Regions from separate parts of the Homo sapiens genome. Here region 1 is linked to region 2. A link is an interaction called in ENCODE POLR2A ChIA-PET data of the cell type or tissue named here. Cell type or tissue: OCI-LY7. All regions are shown on one strand. Each heading gives the region's core, and the rest is flanking DNA. Links, peaks and the distances in the headings are about the cores only. Region 1 overlaps GPD1L (glycerol-3-phosphate dehydrogenase 1 like). Region 2 overlaps OSBPL10 (oxysterol binding protein like 10).

Region 1 (2,500 bases), core at 1-2,500, 280 kb after region 2:
GATAAATGTCCATCATTCCTATTCTCAGGACTTCCAGCCCCACGGAGATGAGCTAGACTATTTGACAAGTGCCCTTAGAACTTATCTGGATTAGTTCAGTCCTTTGTGTGATGTGAACGTCTGTGATGAGAAGCATCTACCTACTCCCAAAACATGTGTTTACACAAAACCAGGCTCAACTTCAATGAAAGGAGCTCAATTCTATAAGTCATGTTATAAAATACAAAATTTAAGATTCTAGTTTGTCTCGCAGGGTGTTTGGTAAAAGCTACATATCATACGTTTTAAAATTTGTAAAAATTACTTTTTTGTTTTTATTAAAAAGTATGGTTATGTTATTAAAATGTCAAGTCAGAAAAGAAGGAAGGACGAGTTAGCCCAACATTATACCATTAGAAGGTAGCTCTGTTAAGTTTGGTGCACAGCCTTCCAGTCTCTTCATCGGGTGGGTAGATGGGGCTTAGGATGGGATGGGATGGGATGGAATGGGATGAAGGGATGGATGATGGGTGGGTGGGTTGGCAGGTGGGAAGGGATGGGATGAGATAGATGGATGGATGGATGATGGATGGGTGCATGGGTAGATGGGTGAGTGGATGGGTGGGATGGGTGAATGGATGGATGATGGGTGGGTGGGATGGGATGGGATGAGATGGATGGATGGATGGATGGATGGATGGATTATGGATGGGTGCATGGGTGGATGGGTGAGTGGATGGGTGGGATGGGTGAATGGATGGATGATGGGTGGGTGGGTGGGATGGGATGAGATAGATGGAGGGATGGATGATGGATGGGCGCATGGGTAGATGGGTGAGTGGATGGGTGGGATGGGTGAATGGATGGATGATGGGTGGGTGGGTGGGATGGGATGAGATAGACGGAGGGATGGATAATGGATGGGTGCATGGATAGATGGGTGAGTGGATGGGTGGGATGGGTGAATGGATGGATAGATGGGTGGGTGCATCCATCCTCCATTGCCCTTCCAGGCCAGTTGTGTGTTAAAGGTGGGCTTAAGTCAGTTTATTTGCCACCTGATTGAGAGAGTGAGCCCTGTAGCACCAGAAAAGCTTCCCAGCCTCTCCTGAGGCCACTCTCCAGCCCTACCTGCTCCACAGCACTTTCTCTTGCCGATTTACTGAGCATGATTGTGGAGGACCATAATCATGATGCCAACTACACCACTGCATAAATGCTTATGCAGCATATTGCATGTATCCTTAACTCTCCCGTAATACTCTCTAGGGGAGGGGAGGTCTTGTTGCCTAGGACTGAAGGGAGCTGGGCAGCTGGAATGACATGCTGATTGTGGCTAATTTAGAGCATGAGCTTCTCTCCAAGCTGGGAGGAGGGTCGTGGATGTTGTTGCTATTATCTCTGGTTGCAGCTCCTTTATCCTGGTTCTGTCAGTTTAGGTGTCTGCTGGTCCCAGTCATGCATCTTTACCTCCCCCTGCACCCAGCACCCCTCCTCCTTTTACCCAGAACAAATTAATCAGCCATGGAGTTCTGTACTGAAAGTTAAAAATGAGGGTGGATGGAGCATTTGTCTTACCTTTTAAATTTGCACTTTATTTTTCTGAAATGGCTTTTAAAACCAGCCATGCAGAGATGGAAGTTCACAAACAGGCTGCCAAAGGAGGAGAACTACCTTTAAATTGTGGCTAAAAGGAAAATGCCTCTGACATGCATGGTTTTCCTTACCTACTTAGCAGCAGACAGTGATATGTTTGTGTGTGGTTGGACTACTTTAATGACCACTGAGCATTTATCAAGAAATTTTTTTAAGTCTCAAAAAAAAATAATACTTGGCTGTTTAGTGAGACTCTCCCAACCAGAATTTTCAAGTGGCATCTTGAAACACACCCCAAGTGTGCTACCATGGGGTGCCTTGATAGGATTCTCTGGATGGACAGGTTGGCTGGGCATTAGCCTGTTAGCTCCAGGGGGACATGGACTAGAATTGCGATTCTGGGGCCAGTAGCTCCCTGTTTTCAAAAGCAGGTGTAATCAAGCAGGTAAATCTCTGCTCTGAGCAGACATCTCTCCTTGGTCATGTCCCATTTTATTTCTTCTGATTAGAGATTGAACAGGCTCCACCTGTGCTTAATAACATCGCTGCTGGATTGGACGTGGCAGCACCCTTCTCCTGGGCTGGAGTGTAGAATCCCCTGGGACTCCTCCCCATTCCTTGTACCACCTGCCTCCCAAAGGCAGAGGCCTATTGTGCTCCCTTTGCACCACCTCTTACTTTGATTCCTTTTTCCTTTTTCATTCTGACCACCACTACTCCGGTCTTCCTCTGTTTCCTTCTCCCTCCCTTCTCTTCTCCATTGCTATAGAAAAAATAGCAGGAGGGCAGCATTCAAGGCTGCCCTGTGGCTTATTAGCCCTGTGGCCTTGGGCAAGTCACGTATTTAGCTGTTCTGTGCCCCGGTGTTCTTATCCACAAAATTAAGATGGAAGACCAGATGAACACCATGGTCCCTACCAGCTTG
Region 2 (8,740 bases), core at 3,538-6,037:
AACAAATATTTATTGCCCTAGATAAATGCATTTTGAAATTGTTTCCTGTATTTTAATGAATGTAAATCCTCCACAATAATCCATGAAAATGCCCACCTCCTACCTCCTGCACACCTAACACAAGATCTCACAAGGTCCCCAGGAGAGAATAAATCATACTTGGATGCCAAATTACCCGAGAACATTTTGATACACTAGGAATGCAGAAGCTCCTTGCAAAGTACATAAGCAATTCAGGGTCTAGGTTTTATTTAAGGATCGGTGATGGCTACTAGATTTACGAACTGTAAATCTGACAACTCCATCTCCACAATGAAATCATCCACTAGAGCTTCTCAATAGACCAATTAACAGCTGCCTAAATTGACAACAGAATGCAAAAGTGTCTTTCCAGATTCGGTTCCCATAGTGTCTGCGTGCCTGCGTATTCTACCTACAAGAAAATCTTACTACATTTCTCCTGGCTTTAAATTTATGTGCAGCAGGACAAGTAGGAATTCCACTGCAGTGGGCAACTTAAAAAATAACATGAAAAACACCTTCCCCGAAGAAACAAATAATGGGGCTGAAAGCCAGGCTGGTTATTCGAATGCCTCCTTCCTTTCTCACGGTGACTTACCTTAGAATTCATTTCCATGTGGTATTTGGCACAAGCTCGAAGCTGAGTCACCCAGAATTGTTTCTCTTTTGCATCAGCAGCTAAAATAGAGAAAACAGAGAAAGAAATGATTGCAGAGATTGTTCCAAAACACATCCAACTTATTTCTACACCCACCTAAGGGGGTGGGGAGCCTGGGGAGTGAGAGGTAGCAAGAAGGTGGGGAAGCAAGCACAGATCACAACGTTCTCAAGCGGCCTGTACTTACACCAAAACAGAGACTGCACTGAATCCCACGGAAAATCCTCTCTTGAGCCATATGAAAAATGGATTCTGAAATACCCGTTATAAGAATAATTTTGCCATTTTTTAGCCTCCTCTGAAAAAAGTCATTTCTATAATACTTATTTAAAAAGAAAGCAGGCAAGGAACCACATGCTTATTTTCAAATGCCTCTAACCTTGTGTAGCTAATATGAGTATCAAATGGCACTTTTTTTTTTTTTTTTTTGAGACGGAGTCTCGCTCTGTCGCCCAGGCTGATGTGCAGTGGCGCCAACTCAGCTCACTGCACACTCTGCCTCCTGGGTTCATACCATTCTTCTGCCTCAGCCTCCTCCGTAGCTGGGACTACAGGCACCCGCTACCATGCCCGGCTATTTTTTTTGTATTTTTTAGTAGAGATGGGGTTTCACTGTGTTAGCCAGGATGGTCTCAATCTCCTGACCTCATGATCCACCCGCCTTGGTCTACCAAAGTGATGGTATTACAGGCTGAGCCACTGCACCCGGCCTCAAAGGGCAGTTTTTCAGGGCCTTTTGCTATCTACCAGGGCTGTATTGTGGTGTTATTAACATTTACAAAATAAGCATTCAGTTGAATTACCATTTTAGTATGCTCTCAAAGATTCATACGATTGCAAAGAGCAAGATACCAAATGCTGCCTTAGAGAGCCTCAAATTTCCCCCAAAGAGATATTAAAGTGCAAGTAGTCATGTTGTATAGTTATGTCCTTCCATCTATAACCTATCTCTCAAATAATATATATGAAGTTATTCTCAAATATCATGGGCACACAACAGGTTCTAATGAAATCTAAATCATCAATTTAATCACATAAATAACTGCATAAATATAATAATACTAGCTGCATAAATGTTGACTATGAAAAAAAAAAACAACGATTCCCTGGAAATTATATCTGTTTACAAAACTGGGCCTAAGTGTCATTTGTCCATAAAACCTGACTTCAGCTTGAACTTTCAGGAGAAGAAATCTAGAGTTACCAAATGGGAAATTCGTTGCTTAGTCCTATTTAAGGCATGAAGATGGCCCCTACAAATCCCAAATGATTTGTCTGTCAAAAGGCCTGTTACACAAGTCTGATTTACAGTGTGTACCAGGTGTAATGAACTTCCAAAGACAAAGGACTTTGCAGAAATTAGGGCCTTTTTCCTTAGTAAACTTGAAGAATTGCCAGTTTGTGGCAATACTATCCAAAGGCTTTGCATCAAAAATACTCCCAAAAGCTGTGCGTCTCATGATACCATGATCCAACTCCTACTATGTGCAGGTAAGATGTGAAATGAGACACCAACAGCCAGTTGCTTGTGGGACGGGCTAAGGACAAGCCATAAACATGCAGAAATTTATCCTGACTTTTTTTTATAGTTACGCTTTAGCTAAATTTAGCAATTGTGATTATTCCATGCAGATCATAAAACCTCTATATTTGCTATTAAAATTGCCCTCTAAAAAAAACCTAGGGCTTAATAATCCAAAGGATATTAATGATTCAATGGCAAAACAAGATGGCTCAATTGTCAAATTAGTTGGATATTTCTTTTGTATGGGTTTGTATCATTTTATAAACCACAGGCAGGGTGGAAAGTGCCATTACGTTTTTCGTCTGCTATTGTTTCTGCACTGACAATTTATTAAGCAATAAATGGCAAAGCGAAGCCAAGGACCATATAAATCTAGCCAGCTGGAATGCACACTGCATGAATCTCAAGAGAACATGAATCTTATCACATTCCTGAAAGTTTTTTATCAACTATAGACATTTTTACTTCCGAGGTTTTTGGATTGTTTTATAGATTCTGAAATATGACTTGTATATAGATAATAAACATTAGCTTATTCCATCTCTTGGGTAGTGAAGCTTGGCAGAAGAATGGTGAAAACTGGGCTGAGAGGTGAGGAATGTAGTCCCTCAGTCTGACTTTGCAGAGGCAACTGATCATGGTCACGAACAGATAGCAAGCAGCCGTTTCTTCATACTTAGCTCTTAGTCAAAAGAAAATGTTACATTAAAAAAGGCAGAATTTTCAACCACCTCTCAATACTTAATACATACTACTTTTCCTCAGGACTTGATAAATAATATAGACTCTGCGTGTCCATGTGTGTGTGTGTGTGTGTGTGTGTGTGTGTGTGCATGCACTTGTGGGCATTTAGATTTGTTGTTTCATTTCATTATTTTATTAGAAGAAAAGTGGCAGAAGAATCACAGCAATGCAACCATGACAGATCCTGGTAGAATGATCTAGCAATCAAATTACACTGCAATTTTATTACAAGTCTGACATTTCTGTGCGATGGATGTGTCTTGAGGGTGAATACTGGACTCCCTGGAAAGTCATCCTCATTTCCGGGATGCTGGGCAGGTATCCATTTTCTTTTTTTTCTTTATTAAAGCAAAGATATCCATTTTCAAGAAGCAAAGAGAAGGGAAGAAAGCATACAAAGGGACATTAACTCCATTCCAGTTGGCTTCTCACCAGGCTCTACGACAGTGGATTGAACAAAACTCAAAGGGGCACTTTACTAAGAAACGGTTCTAGAGAAACTTTGGGGGGAAAACACTAGGACCCTTAAAGGTCTTTTTTTGCCCTTATAGCACAGCCCTCACAGGGCACTGTAGTGAAGATTCATACTATTACGTCAAAGAGAATATACTGAGCTAACACTTAAGATCTTCGAAGTCCTAAGGCGCGCTGCTTTGGGAATCACTCACCTTTCCTTTGTCCTTAATTCCTCAGTTAATTAGGACAAGTAATTCCTAATGTCAGCTCCATCTCCCCACCCCAGGGATAAGAGAGGCAATGTGTGTCACCACAGAGTCCTCCAAACACAGCAAACTGTCAAAGGCAATTTAAAAAAACAAAAAATCAAAAAACAAGAGAGCCATCACCATAGCAACTAGAGGCCTGTCTGAAAAGTTACTGGGAGAAGAACGCACCTCTCAGTTTAAACATCTCTCCATTAGCAGAGTACACCACCAGCATGTGGGGAGCTTCATCGCTCAGGGACACTATGGCTCCAGATAAAGACAGGACTCCTCGAGGCTTCTGGTGTTTGCTTTGCTCATTCACAAAATACTGCAGGATGCCAGCCTCGAAATCCAGTACGAAGTACCTGCACAGAGAAACCACAGTACATCATTTTTCTCTCCTACCCTATTCTGCACAGCAAAGCAGAAAAAAGCAAAGTGATCCAGAAGTCAACATCAAGACTCCACATCCATGAAGCTGGAAACCAAAAGTCCCTCCCAGATGCCCATAGAAGTTAGCCTGAGTAGGGAGAGAGCACTGGATTCTTAAATCAGAGTGGCGCTCATAATGGGGCACTTGTGGGCAAGGGCCAGGACCACTCAGGATTTGGTGCCATGCCCACACTTCACCCAGTACCCATGGATACCACATTAAACCTCAGAATGACAGAGACTGGCAGAAGCATTGCAACACAGCCTCTTGCAACATGCTCCACATGAATTCACAGGAACAGTTGAAATTCACAAGGCCTCCAGGAGAGGTAGTTTCACACCCAGAGAGCAGCAGCAAGCTTGGTCTCCAACTTCCTGCCAGTGGCATGGGTACCATAAGGAGCCTGAGCACCTGGCAGCATCTGTCAGGGAACTGGAGGTGCTTCTGCAACCATCTGGACACGCTCTAGCAGGCCCATTCACACGAAGGCAAGGAATCCCCCTGCTCTGGGACGTTGAAATGCCACTGAACTCTACATCCATGGTAAAAGAAGAAGAACTCCAATTTGCTTAAATCACACAATGAATCTTTGTAGCCAAATATCTGGCCTGTTAATTTTCTCAAGCTATTACCTAGGAAGTAGTCAAGACAATTTCCCCTTCTCCACCAGGAGGGAAATGTCTTCACCTGAGCCTCAGATTCTTACTGTGGCCTTGAGGCCCGCCCCTGCTGACTTTTCTACCTTCTCACTTCATCTTCCACTGACACTAGTCTTTTCTCTCTTCCTTCATAGTCACCAAGTTGCCTCCTGCCACAGGACCTTTGCACATGCTGTTCTTGCTGTCTGGAGCAGTTACTCAAAGTGTGGTCTGCAAATTTTGACGGTCTACAAACTGTTACCAGTCCACCACACCCTTTTGAAACATTTCCTGCATTTGGCTTTGTTTCAATATCCAAATGCATAGATCAGTTGGACAAGTCTCAACAGTTCAGAAGTTGTCAAACACACGTGGTCCACACAAGCTACATACTAGTCATGAACCAATGACAGTGCAATTGGCAGATGGAGTGAAGCAGGTCCTTCACCATAGATAGTTTGAAAAACACTTGCCCAGAATGCTACTCCCCCTGCCTGGAATATGGTTCCTACCCCTTCTTGCCGTGTCAAGTTCTCCTGACCGGGTCAAATATTCTTTCTTGCAGCACTTTGAAATGCTCCCTCATGGTACTGGCCCCATTTGAAGTCTACATTTGTGTGATTATCTGATTCAATGACTGGTTTCCCCACTAGACTACACTCTGCGGAAGTGGAAAGTGTTTTCCTCCCCACAGCGCCCAGCAGTGTGCCTGATAGTTCATTGCTACTCAGTTAGCACTTGTGCAAGGAATGAATAAAGAAAAAAACCTACTAAATCCCACGTTTCTCCATCCATGCATCAAAGCACCCGGGTCATACAGTGAACTGATAGAGGCAATGCAACATATTTTACATTTTTTGAGGGATACATGGCGAGACTCAACATACCGTCTGTACTACCAACTCAGGGACTTTTCACAGTTTTAACATTATATTGCACTACACTCCTTTTGATGCCATCATATTTTTGCAAAGAGTTTCAGCAGGTGCTACGATTTAAAAAAAAACATCAACGTAGAACAGGAAAAGAGAACAGCAATGTCCAGTATGATTCCAAGGTTTGAGAAGCTGTGCAGTACCCACAGGTACACACATCCCATTAATAAGTAATTGTGGTTATTTAAGAAACTAAAATATTTTTCTTTCAATTGATATTATTTTTTCAAATAGCTACTGAGTTGTTTAGACATAAATATGTATGAGGTTGTTTGGAACTAACCACTTAAAAAATGAATCTGTTAGATACTTATTTTAACCTAGAAGCACCAACAACCAGCAAAGTTCACAAACCTCTAAATTATTCTCACAATAACCCAACAGAATAGATGTTATCCCCACATTATACGTATCCTGAGACTTGAAGGAATTTAAAATCCAAGTTCAACTCTTCTGTGTCCAAAGTTCAGGCTCGGGTCCACTCCAGCAAACTGAAACTCCTTGATTCTCACTCAAGTCCTTCCTTGTAACTTCTCCATATCACTTCTCCAGGACCTATTTACATACTTCATTCTCCAAATCTCCCTGTTCCAACAGAGATAATGAAGCTGAAAGCTCCTTTGCCTGGCAGTAGAGGTCCCTACTTATGGCCCCGGCAAGGGAGCAAGTCGCAGCCATCTCATTAGCACATGACTGCCCGGGTGGCAGTCCTCCAAAGCTCCAATTCCTCTAAGAAATCGTCCACTTTGAATTATTTTTAATATTTCAGATGGTCTGGCCAAGACTACTATCTATTTTACTCTTCTTCCCTCTCATCTCTCAAGTCATTCTAATAACGGTATTTCTGGTTCTCATGAACAGCGTGGATAAACGAAGACGCAAAAATGTGTCAGAACCAGGGCTATTCAAAGTGTGATCCCCAAGCCGGCAGTAACAACATTGCCTGGGATCTTGTTAGAAATGGAAAATCTTGGGCCCCACCCAAGCCCTGCTGAATCAGAAACTGTTTTAACAAGCTTCCAGGTAATCTGCTGCAGGTGAAGTGTGAAAATCACTGGCGTAAACTACCATCAACAAATCCCTTTCCTCCTCTTCCAGAGAAGCCACATCCAGAACACATTTCTCAGCCTTCCCAGCACTTAGGGTGTGGCTTTTTGAGCTTTAGCCAATAGAATGTGAGCAGAAGTGTGCACACACGCACACACACACACACACGCACTGGAATGGAGACAACCTACAGCACAACTTGGGAGAGCCTGGGTCCCTGAAACACCACCTGGAAGAGCATCACCTGCTGAGCAACACCCACATCAGACCACTATATTAATAAGAAAGAAACTTTAACTAGGCCACGGGGATCAGTATCTGTTATAGCAGCTGCTAGCCTTACATTAACAAAGACATAAAAAACCCTTTTTATTTGTATTTTCAGATCCTTCTACTTGAAATTTGCCCCTATTCTTTAATGTGGGGCAAAAACCAAACTCCCTCAATGAGAGAAGAACCAGGGTAACTTCTGAGCAGCAAATGGTCAAATTATTTAAGTGCTGACTGCCTTGAGGAGTGTCTTCCACTTGACCTATATTTAATGTCATTCTGACTGCGGCTGTGCAGACAATGCTCATGGCAAGTTAGAACATGAACAATCATCCTTTCAAGCTGAGGAAGGAGACTAGGTAGGCTCACACTACAGCACGTTGTGCCATGTGTGCCCCCCTACACACACCTGCAGACACAGCACTGCAGCATCCCCTTTGACAAGCATGCCACTCTTTTTTTTTTTTTTGAGATGGAGTCTCGCTTCTTTGCCCAGGCTAGAGTGCAATGGCACGATCTCAGCTCACTGCAACCTCCACTTCCCAGGTTCAAGTGATTTTCCTGCCTCAGCCTCCCCAAGTAGCTGGGATTACAGACACCACCACGCCCAGCTAATTTTTTTTGTATTTTTAGTAGAGATGGGGTTTCCCCATGTTGGCCAGTCTAGTCTCAAACTCCTGACCTCAGGTGATCTGCCCACCTCAGCCTCCCATAGTGCTGGGATTACAGGCATGAGCCTGTTTTTTTTTTGTTGTTTTTTTTTTTTGAGATGAGTCTTGCTCTGTTAGGCAGGACTGCAATGGTGTGATCTTGGCTTACTGCAACCTCCACCTCCCGGGTTCAAGTGATTCTCCTGCCTCAGCCTCCCGAGTAGCTGAGATTACAGGCGCTTGCCACTATGCCCAGCTAATTTTTGCATTTTCAGTAGAGACAGGGTTTCGCCATGTTGGCCAGGCAGGTCCTGACTTCAGGTGATCCACCCGCCTCGGCCTCCCCACGTGCTGGAATTACAGGCATGAGCCACCGTGCCTGGCCACATGCCACTCTTACACAAAGGTAAGTAGAAAAGGAAGGGGATAAACTTTCAATGAAAAGGCAAAGTAACATGTCCTCAGTTTCCCCATCTACTCTATGCCATTGACTGGAATGAAGCAAAGGCTTAACTTTTCTCTCCTTACCGCTCCTACCAACTTATCCACAGAGAACCTGCCAGCTTGCCAGCTTTTCTCTCTCCTAGAGGCAGCTTCCCAAATGCATCCTGTTCAAACAAATAACTATATAATTGAAGAGGACATTATTTAGGAGCTGGTATAAAGAAATGAATTGAACGCTGTTTTATTTTTTCAGTAAGTATGACAGAATAACCAACTGATGTCACATTATATAGAATATAGGGACACATTAATGATTTTTCACATTAACTATTTCAAACTGACATCTTTAACTTTCTGCCTCAGATGAAAAAAAAGAACATGTTTCCACTGCTTTCTAAAATAGTTTCAATGCAAATGCACAGGTTTGAATCATGTGTACTAAGGAGAGTTATCAATAATTTACTCCTCTTCTAAAGACAGTTAAAATTTTTATATTTGGAAGGGACTGATGGGACACTATCTGATTAAAAATTCCAACAGACTAGAAAAAAATTGCAACAGACTCAACAAGTGTTCTTTCAGCATGGCCTCTGACAGTTAAGTCAGCTTGTGTCATATATGGATAAGCACTGTCCATATAGCATTAAGAATTCCTGTGGGTCACATTCCCT

The links. Peaks named below come from ENCODE experiments on the same cell type or tissue, not always from the same donor. Only the 100,000 strongest peaks of a DNase experiment are listed, where the experiment ranks them.
Region 1: POLR2A ChIA-PET joins it to region 2 with 7 read pairs; 2 of 35 experiments call an interaction of 5 or more read pairs at or near these places.

What each region holds. Positions count from the first base shown.
Region 1 is chr3:32,159,703-32,162,202 of GRCh38, forward strand. The region is part of intron 7 of GPD1L (glycerol-3-phosphate dehydrogenase 1 like); the gene reads left to right. Among named protein-coding and RNA genes, the nearest start is that of GPD1L, 54 kb to the left of the region's middle. In OCI-LY7, for the core only: no CTCF peak of the experiment used is centred there; no DNase peak of the experiment used is centred there.
Region 2 is chr3:31,875,814-31,884,553 of GRCh38, forward strand. OSBPL10 (oxysterol binding protein like 10) reads right to left here. Exons shown (of 12, transcript NM_017784.5): 2 at 3,842-4,017; 3 at 620-699. Among named protein-coding and RNA genes, the nearest start is that of OSBPL10, 100 kb to the right of the region's middle. In OCI-LY7, for the core only: a CTCF peak has its summit at 4,363; a DNase peak (open chromatin) is centred at 4,478; H3K4me3 peaks cover 354 bases; H3K27ac peaks cover 2,500 bases.